2 separate regions of the Homo sapiens genome follow, and region 1 is linked to region 2. The links are chromatin loops, found by intact Hi-C in ENCODE. Cell type or tissue: IMR-90. All regions are shown on one strand. Links, peaks and the distances in the headings refer to the core of each region. The heading gives the core; the rest is flanking DNA.

Region 1 (6,657 bases), core at 910-5,909, 56 kb before region 2:
TTTTTTTCCCTCTTGCTGATGTGGGAGAGGAGAGAACATTCAAGAGGTGATCAGCAGACATCCTTAATTTTGATAAAGGCAGCTGAGCGGGGAAATATAAGGTCGGTTCTGTGTAGATAGACAGGTGGAACCCAGCAATCAGTTTAACCAGCCTCCAAGCGGTTCTGATGCATGCCAGAGGTGGAGAACCACGCTCTATAAGTACACACATTCTATTTAGTCATTCCATTCTAGACCGATAGCTTTTATTTTTAGTTTGGAACTATTACAAATTGTGCTGCTCTGGACATTCTCGAACATGGGTTTTGGGACACACATGTACACTTTTCTGTTGCTTATACCTAGGAATAAGATTGTTGGATTATAGGTGATGCACATACTCAGTTTTAAGATATGTTGTCAGACATTTTTCCAAAGCAATTGTGCCAATGCCCGTGCCTACCAGTAATGTGTGAATATTCCATTTCCTTCACATCTTCAGCAACACTTAATGATGCCAGTCAGAATTTGCATTTCCCTGATAGCTAACGAGGTTGGGCATTTTTACATGCTTGCTAGCTGTTAGGATATCTTTCTTTATGTAATATCCCTTCAGATGTTTGCATATTGATTAATCCGACTGTTTTTTTCCAGTTAATTTTTCCTTTGTTGAATAAATATGTTGCAAATATACCTTCCCATTCTGTGACTTGTCGTTTATTTTCTTTCCTCTTTTTTTTTTTTTGAGACGGAGTCTCACTCTATCATCCAGGCTGGAGTGCAGTGGTGTGATCTCGGCTCACTGCAACCTCTGCCTCCCTGCAACCTCCACCTCCCAGATTCAAGCAATTTTCCTGCTTCAGCCTCCCCAGTAGCTGGGGTTACAGTCATGTGCCACCATGCCCAGCTAATTTTTGTGTATTTTTAGTAGAGATGGGGTTTCACCATGTTGTTCAGGCTGGTCTCGAACTCCTCCACCCACCTCGGCCTCCTAAAGTGTTAGGATTACAAGTGTGAGCCACTGCACCCAGCCATACTTTCTTTTTTCTTTTTCTTTTTTTTTGAGATGGAGTCTTGCTCTGTCACCCAGGCTGGAGTGCAGTGGTGTGATCTCAGCTCACTGCAACCTCCATCTCCTGGGTTCAAGCGATTCTCATGCCTCAGCCTCCCAAGTAGCTGGAATTACAGGTGCGGGCCACCACACCTGGCTAATTTTTGTATTTTTGGTATTTCACCACGTTGGTGAAATAATTTTCATGTATTTCACCATGTTGGTCAGGCTGGTCCCGCCCACCTCGGCTTTCCAAAGTGCTGGAATTACAGGCATGAGCCACCATGCCTGGCCTTGTTCTCCTTTCTTAATGGTGGTTTTGATGAAGTTCTTAATTTTAATGTAATTCAATTTATCAATTTTTTTCCTTTGTGGTTAGTGTTTTTGTATCCTGTTAAGGAATCTTTGCCTACCTCCAATGCCATGAAGATATTCTCCTTTTTTTTTTTTTCTAAAAGCTGTATTATTTTGCTTTTCAATTTAGAACTATAAATATTGTGCAACTAATTACTATGTATGATTTGAGGCAGGGGTCAAGATTCATTTTTCCATATGGATATGCAATTGATCCAGCACCATTTGACAAGGTCATCCTTCCTTCACTGCACTGGAGCACCAGCTTTGTCATGAGTGAAGCAATTGTCTAGGTGGGAGTCTTTTTCTGGATGTTTCATTCTTTTCCATTGGTCTGTTTTTCTACCCTTGAGAAAATACCACTCTATCTGAATTACTGTAATTTTACAATAAGTCCTGATATCTGGTAGTACAGGTCCTGCCCATTTGTTCTGTTTCCTCAAGGTTGTCTTGGCTATTCTTGGTCTTTTGCATTTTTATATAAATTACAGAATCACTTTGTCAGCTTCCAAGAAAAACGTGCTGGATTTTGATTGGTATTATACTAAATATATAGATCAATTGGAGGAGAATGAACATCGTTACAGTATTGACTCCTTCGGTTCATATCATGATATTTCCCTCCACTTATTTCAATCCTGTTAATGTTTCAGTACTGCTCCACCTGTCTGCCCTCCAGGCTGGTGCTGGCCTCTGGGATGGAGGAGCTTCAGGTATACTTGGAGAAAGAACCCCAGGTGTCTCCTCCAACCCTTCATGTTCTCTCCTTGACTGTGGCAAGGAGAGGTGGGAAGGGAAGAGACCAAATAGGAGTCAGAGGAAAGGAGGCTGCAGTAACCCACTGCACCTTGGTACAGGGTCCTGTGCTGGAGAAATCTAGAGATGATAAAATATGTAAGGAAAAAAACACAAGGCTGGTTACAATCATACTGGGTAGCAGACAATGGGATGTAAAGGAGAAAGAGGCCTGGACACTTGGGCAAGAAGAGAGCTTAGTATGCATGGATTGGACAGGACTGGTCCTAAAACTACCTTCATCACAAAAAAGCTGCATGTCCCTGGAGAAGACTCCCCTCATTGGGCCTCTTTCCTCACCGTGAAATGAGAGGACTTGGACCTGATGCTCTGGATGCTTCCTTCAGCTCTGCCACTAGGACACTGGTACTGATGGAGGATGATGGCAAGAAGCTAGGTTGAATGTAAGTGACTTGCCCTTTGCCCTGTCCCTCCAGGTGTAGTCTTTGAACTCTAACCATCCACGCACTCTTCCTTTCCACAGAACAGATCCCTGTTTCAGGCTGACTTCATCCCGCTGGATGGAATTCCAGCCAATGTGATCCAAAGAGGGAAGCAGTACCAGGCTGCAGCCCTCGTCATGCTGAAGATGGAGCCTCCTGGGAAGCTGCTACCCATGGTCATCCAGGTGAGGGCCCTGGACCTCCCTGCCTACACTGTGCTCTGTTCATTTTAACCTCTGCTCCCAGGGACCCAGCCTCCTGCCTTTTGGCTCCCAAAGCTACCCCCACTCAGCAGGTCCAGTCCTTGTGTTCAGCCACCCAGTGACTGCTTGCTGTCTTGTCCTTCCTCACCTGGAACTACCTTCTGAGAGTCATAACGGCATCTCTTGGTTCTCATCCTGAGGCTACTCAACCTCTTTGTGACCTTTGAATCTATTGAACATTCCCTCTTTCTTAAACATGTTTTCTCCTTTTGGTTTTAATGATTTTTTTTTCACTCCTATTGTTCACACAGTGAGTGGACAGGGATTGTCAGTTATCTCATACATCCAGCTTCTCCTTCTCATTCCACTATCCTGACTCAGACCCTCATGACATTTCTCCCAAAGCACTGTTAGCCTTACTTGGCTTCCTTCTACCATTCTCTCCTGCACTTAACCTATCATTGTATTCACAGGGCACCACAGATAGTGAGAGGCAGGGTGGAGGGGTCTTCATTCTTCATACTACCTGGAAGGCAATAATCTTACATTAGCCATATGTTCCCCCCGGAACACTCAGCATAGCATCATCCATATGGGGAGAGGTGAATAAATGCTTAATTCTTCCTCCTTCTGGCTTCACCCTCCCAGCTTCAGCTCTCCCACCCCAATACTGTTCCTGCCCTCAAATCCTTTGCTTGCCTGGCTCCTGGCTAAATCCTGGATCTGAAACTCCGATTCCAACTGCACAAGCTCCGATACTATTTGCTGAACACTCATCTCGTAGCTGAAGTCATTGCTATTGTCACCATAATGTGCCTCCCACGTTTGCGCCCTGTCTTCAAGGTACAAGCTCCACCACTCTCCGTGTCCCAAAGCAACAACCCAACAGCTGCCTAGTTTTAAAGAAATCTGAGGCACCTGGGACAACATGTAAACAGAGCTGCTTGAAATTTCACAAACATCCATATGATATTACAGCAGAGAATCTTCATGGCAATTTGTAAATGGAGGCGAGAGGAGATGGATAATTGAGCCAGGGCCTTCAGCCTTGTGATTGTACTTTTAATGTCTAAATTAATTTAATGTAAGCTAATTATAGACTCACAGGCAGTTGTTAGAAATACTAAAGAGATCCCATCTATCCCATTAAGTCAAGTCACTTAGCATTTATCCAGTACATACTGTAGGGTGGTTCTCTGAAATTCTCTAGTAGTGGGTCTTGAGTAGAGTAGGAATACAAATATATTAAGCAAAAGTGTTGCATCTGCATTGGGAGATTTATCATTTATCATGAAAGACAGGCAGTACATATGAGAAAAAAACAAAACAGTATCTGTGATATGGTTTGGATGTTTTCCCTCCACTTCTCATGTTGAAGTGTAATCCCCAGTGTTGGACGCAGGGCCTGGTGGAAGGTGTTTGGGTCATGGCTTCATGCTGTCCTCCTGATAATGAGTGAGTTCTCACTCTGAATTCACACGAGATCTGGTTGTTTAAAAGAGATCTTGCTCTTGCTCTTGCTCTCCTGCTCCCTCTCTCCATGTGACGTGCCTGCTCTGCTCCCCCTTCACCCTCCACCATGATTGAAAGCTTCCTGAAGCCTCACTAGAAGCTAAGCGATGCCAACATGCTTCCTGTACAGTCTGCAGAACCATGAGCCACTTAAACCTCTTTTCTTAGTAAATTTTCCCGTCTCAGATAATCCCTCATAGCAATGCAAAACAGACTACCACAATCTAGAAACAGAGTTTGAGATGAAGAGAAATAGCTGTAATCACTATAGTATCTATGGAGAATGTTCCACCACAAGTGGGGAGTCTTTAGGTAGAAGACCAAAGGGCAAGGCGAGCAGCCCAGCGGGTTTCTCATACCTGACTAAGGAGAGAGGTAGATAAAGACATTAGCATGGCAGTGACAGGAGGATGGAAGAGAAAAATCAAATACGTGGTGATGGGGGAAGAGTAGCTGCAGCATGCCTGTGTCCAAGATGGAATGGAGATGTAAGCTTCCTCAACACCTAGGAGCCTACGGGGGGCATGTTGTACTTCCCTAGAAATACTAACATTTTACAAAACAGTGAGTCTACTATCTATTGCGAGGCAGAAAGCAGCAAAGTAAAACTTGTGCTTGCTTAAACATGTTTTCAAAATCTTTATGACATTTTATATATAGAAAAAGGGAGCAAAATGATATAAGCTTATGAACCAGAGCAGTGGTCAGAAACAGTAAAGTCAGGAGAAGGAGGCAGTTTCGGGGACAAAGATGAGGTGTTCTGTTTTAGATGCATGGAGTTCGAAGAGTTGGCAAGATATGCAAGTGAGCGCCTGGCAGGCAGGACAGCTGGATTGTGTTTCTGCTGCTGGTCACCACCTCCACCCCCAAATCTGGCTATTACTAGTTGTGGTCCCTCTGGGTCTGAGAGAACATAGATAAGGTAGGCATTAATATACTTTATGGAATCTTAGACTTGATTGCGTTCATGCTGCCTTTGCCTCACCACCTGGTGCCCAGGTTGAATAGGTTAAGCCCACTCTCACATCTCAGAATCCCCCTTCACTAGTTCAGCCCTCTGTTCACTCATCTCCCTCGCATAACCACTTCCTCCTATGGCAAACAGCTGAGTTGTTGTCAAGACACAGAGGAGGGCTAAGCCCACAAATATCATAAAAGTGACCTGTGCAGGCTCTGGACTCAGACTGTTGGAGTCTGAGTCCTCAGTACTTAACAGGTGTGTGTTTCAGGGTCCTCATCTCTGAATGGAGATAACAGAATTTCCATTGTGAGGTTGTTAAGGGATTAAACGACAGGACAGGCAGTGTGACTCAGGATAAATAGGAGCGATAGGTGAGTCTTTCCTATTACTATGTAGCAATATGTTATTATTGTTAGTTGTTTATCCTTGGGTATGTTGTTATTATTTTTTATTCTTTTTTTTACCTTCAGCCAACTCACTCCATGTTGTTGTTATTAGTTGCTTATCCTGGGTATCTACCCACTTCATCTGGACTTTGGGTTTTCTATGACATTCACCATCTTTCCATGGAGTTTTCCAGGTTCAAGCCAACGTGAGCTGCTTTGATATCTTTGCCTCAAGAGTATTCTTTGGGCCGGTCCCGTGTGTCCGGCATTAAAGACCTTAGATAGATACCAATGGCATAAATCCTGCATATGAACCAGTTGAAAATGAAAACAAAATAGTTCTTTTTTTGTTTTTTTAGAGACAGGGTATTGCTCTGTCACGTAGGCTGGAGTGCAGTGGCACAATCACAGCTCACTGCAGCTTCAGCTTCCTGGGCTCAAGAGATCCTCCTGCCTCAGTCTCCTGAGTAGCTTAGTCTAGACATACACCACTACACCTGTGTACCTGGCTAATTTTTAACTTTAATTAGGGACAGAGGCTTGCTGTGTTGCCTAGGCTGGTCTCGAACTTCTGGCCTCAAGTGATCCTCTGCCCTGGCCTCCCAAAGAACTGGGATTATAGGTGTGAGCCACCATGTTTGGCCCCAAATAGGTTAAGAATAAAAAAATGAATGCGAGAATCAGGGACCCCTTTTTTAAGAGTCAAAGAAAAGCAGGAAAGAGGAAACCTAATAGTATCTAACTGGGGGCCAGGGAAGATTTGATGAGAATAGCTTGGCTTTGCTCCATGAATTCTGACTGAAGCCACCGTACTCAACACCACTTCAATATAAACAATAAGAGTAAGATGATCAGAGATTGGAGGAACAGCTTTGAAAATAAGCAGAGGCTAGTTTAAGCTATAAGGATGTGAATGATGGAGGAGGTATATAAAAAATCAAACGTTAAGGGGCTGATTCTTAAAGGGCAGCTG
Region 2 (6,657 bases), core at 519-5,518:
GCCTGTAGTCCCAGCTACTTGAGAGGCTGAGGCAGGAGAATGGTGTGAACCCGGGAGGTGGAGCTTGCAGTGAGTTGAGGAGATCGTGCCACTGCACTCCAGCCTGGGGGACTGAGTGAGACTCCGTCTCCAAAAAACAAAGAAATATGGGAGTCATCAGTCTACAGGTGGTATTTAAAGCCACGAGGCAGTAGGAGTTTATGAGGGGAGCAAGTATAGGTAGAAAGGCCATCTAAAGACTGTACTCTGGGCCGGGCGTGGTGGCTCATGCCTGTAATCCCAGCACTTTGGGAGGCCAAGGTGGGTGGTTCACGAGGTCAGGAGTTTGAGACCAGCGTGGCCAATATAGTAAAACCCTGTCTCTACTAAAAAATACAACAATTTGCTGGGCATGGTGGCGTGTGCCTGTAGTCCCGGCTACTTGGGAGGCTGAGGCAGGAGAATCGCTTGAACCCAGGAGGCGGAGGTTGCATGAGCTGAGACCTCGCCATTGCACTCCAGCTTGGGTGACAGACAAGACTGCGTCTCAAAAAAAAAAAGACTGTACTCTGGGGCACTTCAAGGTCAAGAGATCAGGAGGATGAGGAAGAACCGGCAAAGGAGACTGAACCTGTGCCGCCAGAAGCAGCGGGAGAATCAGAGGAATGTGCTGAGAAAAGTTTTCTATTTTGTCTTTTTGAGACAGGGTCTCGCTGTCACTCAGGCTGGAGTGCAGTGGTACAATCATGGCTCACTGCAGCCTTGATTTCCCAGGCTCAAGTGATCCTACTGCCTCAGCCTCCTGAGTAGATGGGACTACAGGTGCATGCCATCACACTGGCTACTTTTTAGTTTTTGTAGAGATAGGGTCTTGTCATGTTGCCCAGGCTGATCTTGAACTCCTGGGCTCTCATGATCCTCCTGCCTTGGCCTCCCAAAGTGTTGGGATTACAGGTGTGAGCCACCACGCCTGGCTGAGAAAAGTATTTTTAAGAAGAGGGAGTGATCGGCCAGGTCAAATGCTGCTGAAAGACTGAATAAAATTAAGAAATGAACATTGACCATTGGATGTGGCAGTGCAGAGGTCATTTCGTGGAGTGACTGGGGTGAGAGTCTGTGGGAAGGACTCAGCAGAGAACGGGAGAAGACAAATGGAGTCAGCACATAGACACAACGCTTTGAAAAGTTTTGTAGAGAATGGAAAGAAACAAATAGGATAGTAGTTGGGGGAGGAGTGAGGCTAAGTGACTTTACCACACGGGAGAAACGTCACTAAATTTATCTGTTGTTGGGAGTGACCCAGTGAGGGGAGGGACTGCTGGTGCAAGGGAGCAGGGGAGCTGCTGGGGCCCTGCCTGAGAAGCTGCAGGTGGTGGATCCAGAGCTCCAGGGGAGGCCTGGCTTTGGCTCGGAGCCTGGACCGTCCATCCATGGTGAGAGGAGAGGACACAGAATTGGGACACAAACATAGGGAGGTGGGTGGTTTTGCCTGTGTGGGGAGGTGGAAGTTCACTCTTAAATGCTTCTCCTGGTTTCTCAGTGATCAGAAGTGAGGTCAGCAGCTGAGGCTAAGGATGAAGGAGAAAGTGTTGGAGGTTTGAGGAAAGAGGAGAGAGTCTGAATAGCTTTTCTGGAGAGAAAGCAAGACAGAGAGAAAGAAGGAGAATGGTCAACAGCAACATAGTAGGATTCTTAGGAAGCAAAAAGGGCTGCGTGATCATGAATTTTGAAGCGAGATTGTTTTTTCTCCAGACACACTGAGCTGAATGGGTGCAGGCTCCAGCTTGTAAACTTTTGCTCTTTTTATTGACCTTTTGCACAGAACCAATATTTTGCTTTAGGCCAGGCGCGGTGGTGCCTTCCTGTAATCCCAGCACTTTGGGAGGCCAAGGTGGGCGGATCACCTGAGATCAGGAGTTTGAGACCAGCCTGACCAATATGGTGAAACCCTGTCTCTAATAAAAGTACAAAAATTAGCTGGGCCTGGTGGCACGCACCTGTAGTACCAGCTACTCAGGAGGCTGAGGCAGGCGAATCGCTTGAACCCGGGAGGCAGAGGTTGCAGTGAGCCGAGATCGCATCACTGCACTCCAGCCTGGGCGACAGAGCAAGACTCCATCTCAAAAAAGACCAAAAAAAAACTGCTTTATTGACCAGGTCAAACATCTTCCCTTTCACTTCTGCCTTTATTAATTATTTCTTTGAGGTCTCCCATCTTTGAGAGTTGAACATTTGGCTTCTTTATTATCAGGGGTTTTTTTTTCTTTTTTTTGAGACGTAGTCTTGCTCTGTCGCCCAGGCTGGAGTGCAGTGGTGCGATCTTAGCTCACTGCAAGCTGTGCCGCCTGGGTTCAAGCGATTCTCCTGCCTAAGCGTCCCGAGTAGCTGGAACTACAGGCACAGGCCACCACGCCCAGCTAATTTTTTTTTTTTTTTTTTTTTTTTTTTTTTTGGAGATGGAATCTCACTGTGTCACCCAGGCTGTTGCGCAGGCTCGTAATCCCAGCACTTTGGAAGGCCGAGGTGGGCAGATCACTTGAGCCCAGGAGGTTCAAGACCAGCCTGGGCAACATGGCAAAACCCCATCACTGCCAAAAGTACAAAAAAATTAGCCTTGTGTGGTCGTGTACACCTGTGGTCCCTGCTACTTGGGAGCCTGAGGTGGGAGGATCTCTTAAGCCTGGGGGCAGAGGTTGCAGTGAGCAGAGATCACGCCACTTGTATTCCAGCTTGGGAGATGGAGTGAGACCCCGTCTCAAAAAAAAAAAAAGGCATGTCTTTTATCTGAGTCTTTTAAAGCATCCTTTGAAAGAGTTTTATATTTTTCCTCATAAAGATTTTGTGCATTTGTGTTAGGTTAATTCCAGGATACACAATAATTTCTGGTGCTATTGTGTCATATCTTAATTCACATTTTCTCATTACTTATTGAATCAGTAGTATCAGTTACATCATTTATGTATGGCTGCATAATAAACCACTCCCTAAACTCAGTGAATAAACACAACCAGGCCAGGCACAGTGGCTCACAGCTGTAATCCCAGCACTTTGGGAGGCCAAGGTGGGCAGATCACCTGAGGTCAGGAGTTCGAGAACACCCTGGCCAACATGGTGAAATCCCATCTCTACTAAAAATACAAAAAAATGAGCCAGGCGTGGTGGTGGGCACCTGTAATCCCAGCTGCTCGGGAGGCTGAGGCAGGAGAATCGCTTGAACGAAGGTGAAGGTTGCAGTGAGCCAAGATTAGGCCACTACACTCCAGCCTGGGCTACAGACAGAGCAAGACTCCATCTCAAAAAAAAAACCACAACCATGTTATTACTCATGATTCTGGGGGGTCAGAGTTTCAGGCAGCTCTCTGCAGAAAGTGCTTCACATGACATCAGTGGGGTGACTGGACTGTCTTAGAGGCTTCAAGATGGCTTCATTCACATGTTTGAGGGCCTGGTGGTGGGCAGGAGAGCAAAGGCACATTGCAAAGGGGTGGATCCGGAGAGGCATGATTCACTGGGGATAGTTTTTAATATTTTACCTTAGTGAGGAGGAACATTGTATTGGTTAGATTTATGTGTCAATTTGACTGGGCCATGGGGTGCCCAGGTATTTGGTCACACATTATTCTGGGTGTTTCTGTGAGGGTGTTTTTGGGTGAGCGTAACATTTAAATTGGTAAACTGAGTCAAGCAGATTGCCCTCCATAATGTGGGTGGGCCTCATCCAATAAGTTGAAGGCCTGATCAGAACAAAAGGCTCACCATCCCCCAAGTAGGAGAATTCTCCTGCCTGATGGCCTTGGCCTTTGAAATGAGTCATTGGCTCTTCCTGGTTCTACAGTAGCTTCCTGACTTCACACTTAAACTGAGACATTGATTCAGACTTGGGCTGATTTGGATTTGCCAGCCTCCATAATTGCATAAGCCAATTCCTTCTAATAATCCTTTTTTATTCCTTATGAATGAATGAATGAATGCACCCTAGTGACTGTTTCTCTAGAGACCCCTGACTATTAATTTTTTTTGTTTTTTTTTAGATGGAGTCTCGCTCTGTTGCCCAGGCTGGAGTGCAGTGGCACAATCTCAGCTCATTGCAACCTCTGCCTCCCAGGTTCAAGCGCTTCTCCTGCCTCAGCCTCCCAAGTAGTTGGGACTACAGGCATGTGCCACCACGCCCAGCTAATTTTTGTATTTTTAGTAGAGACGGGGTTTCACCATGTTGGCCAGGATGGTCTCGATCTCTGGACCTTGTGATCTGCCCACCTCAGCCTCCCAAAGTGCTGGGATTACAGGCATGAGCCACCATGCCTGGCTATTAATTTTTTAAGTGATCATTTACACAGCAATGTTGGTGAACTTTCTGATTCATAAATTTTTTGCTTCCCTAATAAACCTTATAACTCTAATTTATTTTTCTTGCCTTATAATGATGGCAAAGACTTCCAATACTACAATTAAATGTAGCTTTGACAATGGCTATCTTTGCCTTTTTTCCCCAATTCAAAGCAAAATGAGTCTGAAATTTCTCAGCTAACCATAATGTCTTTCTGTAGGTTTTTAGTAGATGTCAAGTTAAGGGTATTCTGTTCCTAACTTTCTGATAGTTTTTTTTAACCATAAATAGCTGTTTACCTTTGCCAAATGCCTTTTCTGCATTTACTGAGATAACTGTATGTTTTGCTTTTATATTGATTAATTTTCTAATGTCAAATTATTTTGATGGGCCTGACTTTTGTCCTCTTTTCTATTTGATTTACTAACATTTTATTTAGAATTTTACCATCTTTGTTGATAAGTAAAATGAGCCTAATTTTATTTTCTTTTACTGTTTTATATGACTTTAGAATCATTTATACCTGCTCCACAGAATGATTTGGGTAACTTTCTATTTTTATTTTCTGGAACAACTTGCACAAGACATGAGGTTTTATTCCTTCCAAGTTTGGTGAAACTTACCTATGGAATTATCAGGACCAGAGAATTTGAGGGTTGTGGAGGATATCTTGATTACCAATTTCTTTCTTTTTTTTTTTTTTTTTTTTTTGAGACAAGGTTTTGCTCTGTTGCCCAGGCTGGAGTGCAATGGTGCGATCTCAGCTCACTGCAACCTCTGCCTCCTGGGTTCAAGCAATTCTCCTGCCTCAGCCTCCCAAGTAGCTGGGATGACAGGCCTGCACTACCACGCCCAGCTAATTTTGAATTTTTAGTAGAGACAGGGTTTCACCGCGTTGGTCAGGCTGGTCTCCAACTCCCAACTGTTATGTGCGTCCACGTGAAGAGAGTCTACCAACAGGCTTTGTGAGAGCAACAAGGCTGTTTATTTCACTTGGGTGCAAGTGGGCTGAGTCCACAAAGAGTCAGCAAAGGGAGATAGGGGTGGGGCAGCTTTATAGGATTTGGGTAGGTAGTGGAAAATTACACTTAAAGGTGGTTATCTCTTGTGGGCAGGGGAGGGGTCACAAGGTGCAGGGTTGGGAGATCATGAGATTCATTGTCCAGGGGAGGAATGTCACAAGGTCGATTGATTAGTTGGAGTGGGGCATGTATATGTGCACGTCACAGGGATTATGATGGCTTAGCTTGGGCTCAGATGTCTGACATTGAGGATCCTTCTTTATCTTCCTCTGATGCCCTTCTATGAGAATGAATCTGTTTTGGAAGAAAACGCAATTAAGATTCTGCATCACAACAACCATTAGCTCCAAATCTGTATTCATTCCTTTTATTCATTATAAGTCTCATCTACCCGAAGAGATAACTTTTTTGAAGACAGGAATTATATGCTGTTTAACAGTGCTTTGATTCTTCCACAGTTCAGTCATCCTTGCTACCTTGCGGGGGACTGGTTCTAGGATACTGCTTCCACAGCATACCAGAATCTGGATGCTCAATCCCTTACATATAATGGTGCAGTATTTGCACATAACTAACACACATCCCCCCATATACTTTATTTACTTACTTAGAGACAGGATCACCCTCTGTTGCTCAGGCTGGAGTGCAATGTCACAATCACAGCTCACTGCAGCCTCAACCTCCTGGGCTCCAGTGATCTGCCCACCTCAGCCTCTTGAGTAGCTGGGACTACAGGTGCATACCACCACACTGGCTAATTTTTCATTTTTATTTTTAGTAAAGACAAGATCTCACTATGCTGCCCAGGTTGGCCTCCCAAAGTGTTGGGATTACAAGTGTGAGCCACCGTGCCTGGTCCCATGTACTTTAAGTCATCACTAATAAAATGTATAGATATTGTACAATGGTGACAGTTGTTATATTGTACTTTCTATTTGTATTTTTATTGTTTCTTTTTTCAAATATTCAGCCTCATCTAATTGAATCTGAAGATGTGGACCTGCTGATGAAGAGGGCTGACTGTATCTAACTTAGGGTCTTGCATGCAGCTGGCACTTAATACATTTTATTGACTGTTTTAGCTAACATTCAACAGACAATTCCTAATAATAATTTAAAAAAAACTCTTAAAAGTAGGAAATAAAGGAAACCTGAGTCCTTCCTCTAAAGTGGCATGAAAACCAGCCTGGAAAGCATAGCGAGACCTTATCTCTACAAAAAAATTTTTAAAATTAGCTGCTTGCCTGTAGTCCCAGCCACTCAGGAAGCTGAGGCAGGAAGATCCCTTAAGCCCAGGAGTTTGAGGTTACAGTGAGCTAGATCACACCA

The links. Hi-C counts contacts between places; a loop is a spot of excess contacts. Peaks named below come from ENCODE experiments on the same cell type or tissue, not always from the same donor. Only the 100,000 strongest peaks of a DNase experiment are listed, where the experiment ranks them.
Region 1: it touches region 2 in a loop (2.3-fold over the local background); 2 of 110 quality-filtered maps call a loop at or near these places.

What each region holds. Positions count from the first base shown.
Region 1 is chr17:30,527,645-30,534,301 of GRCh38, forward strand. It overlaps the pseudogene ALOX12P1. Among named protein-coding and RNA genes, the nearest start is that of GOSR1, 54 kb to the left of the region's middle. In IMR-90, for the core only: no CTCF peak of the experiment used is centred there; a DNase peak (open chromatin) is centred at 3,207.
Region 2 is chr17:30,583,664-30,590,320 of GRCh38, forward strand. It overlaps LOC124903978 (a long non-coding RNA gene), which reads right to left. Exons shown (of 2, transcript XR_007065708.1): 2 at 5,273-5,622. It also overlaps the pseudogene SMURF2P1-LRRC37BP1. Among named protein-coding and RNA genes, the nearest start is that of GOSR1, 110 kb to the left of the region's middle. In IMR-90, for the core only: no CTCF peak of the experiment used is centred there; a DNase peak (open chromatin) is centred at 3,358.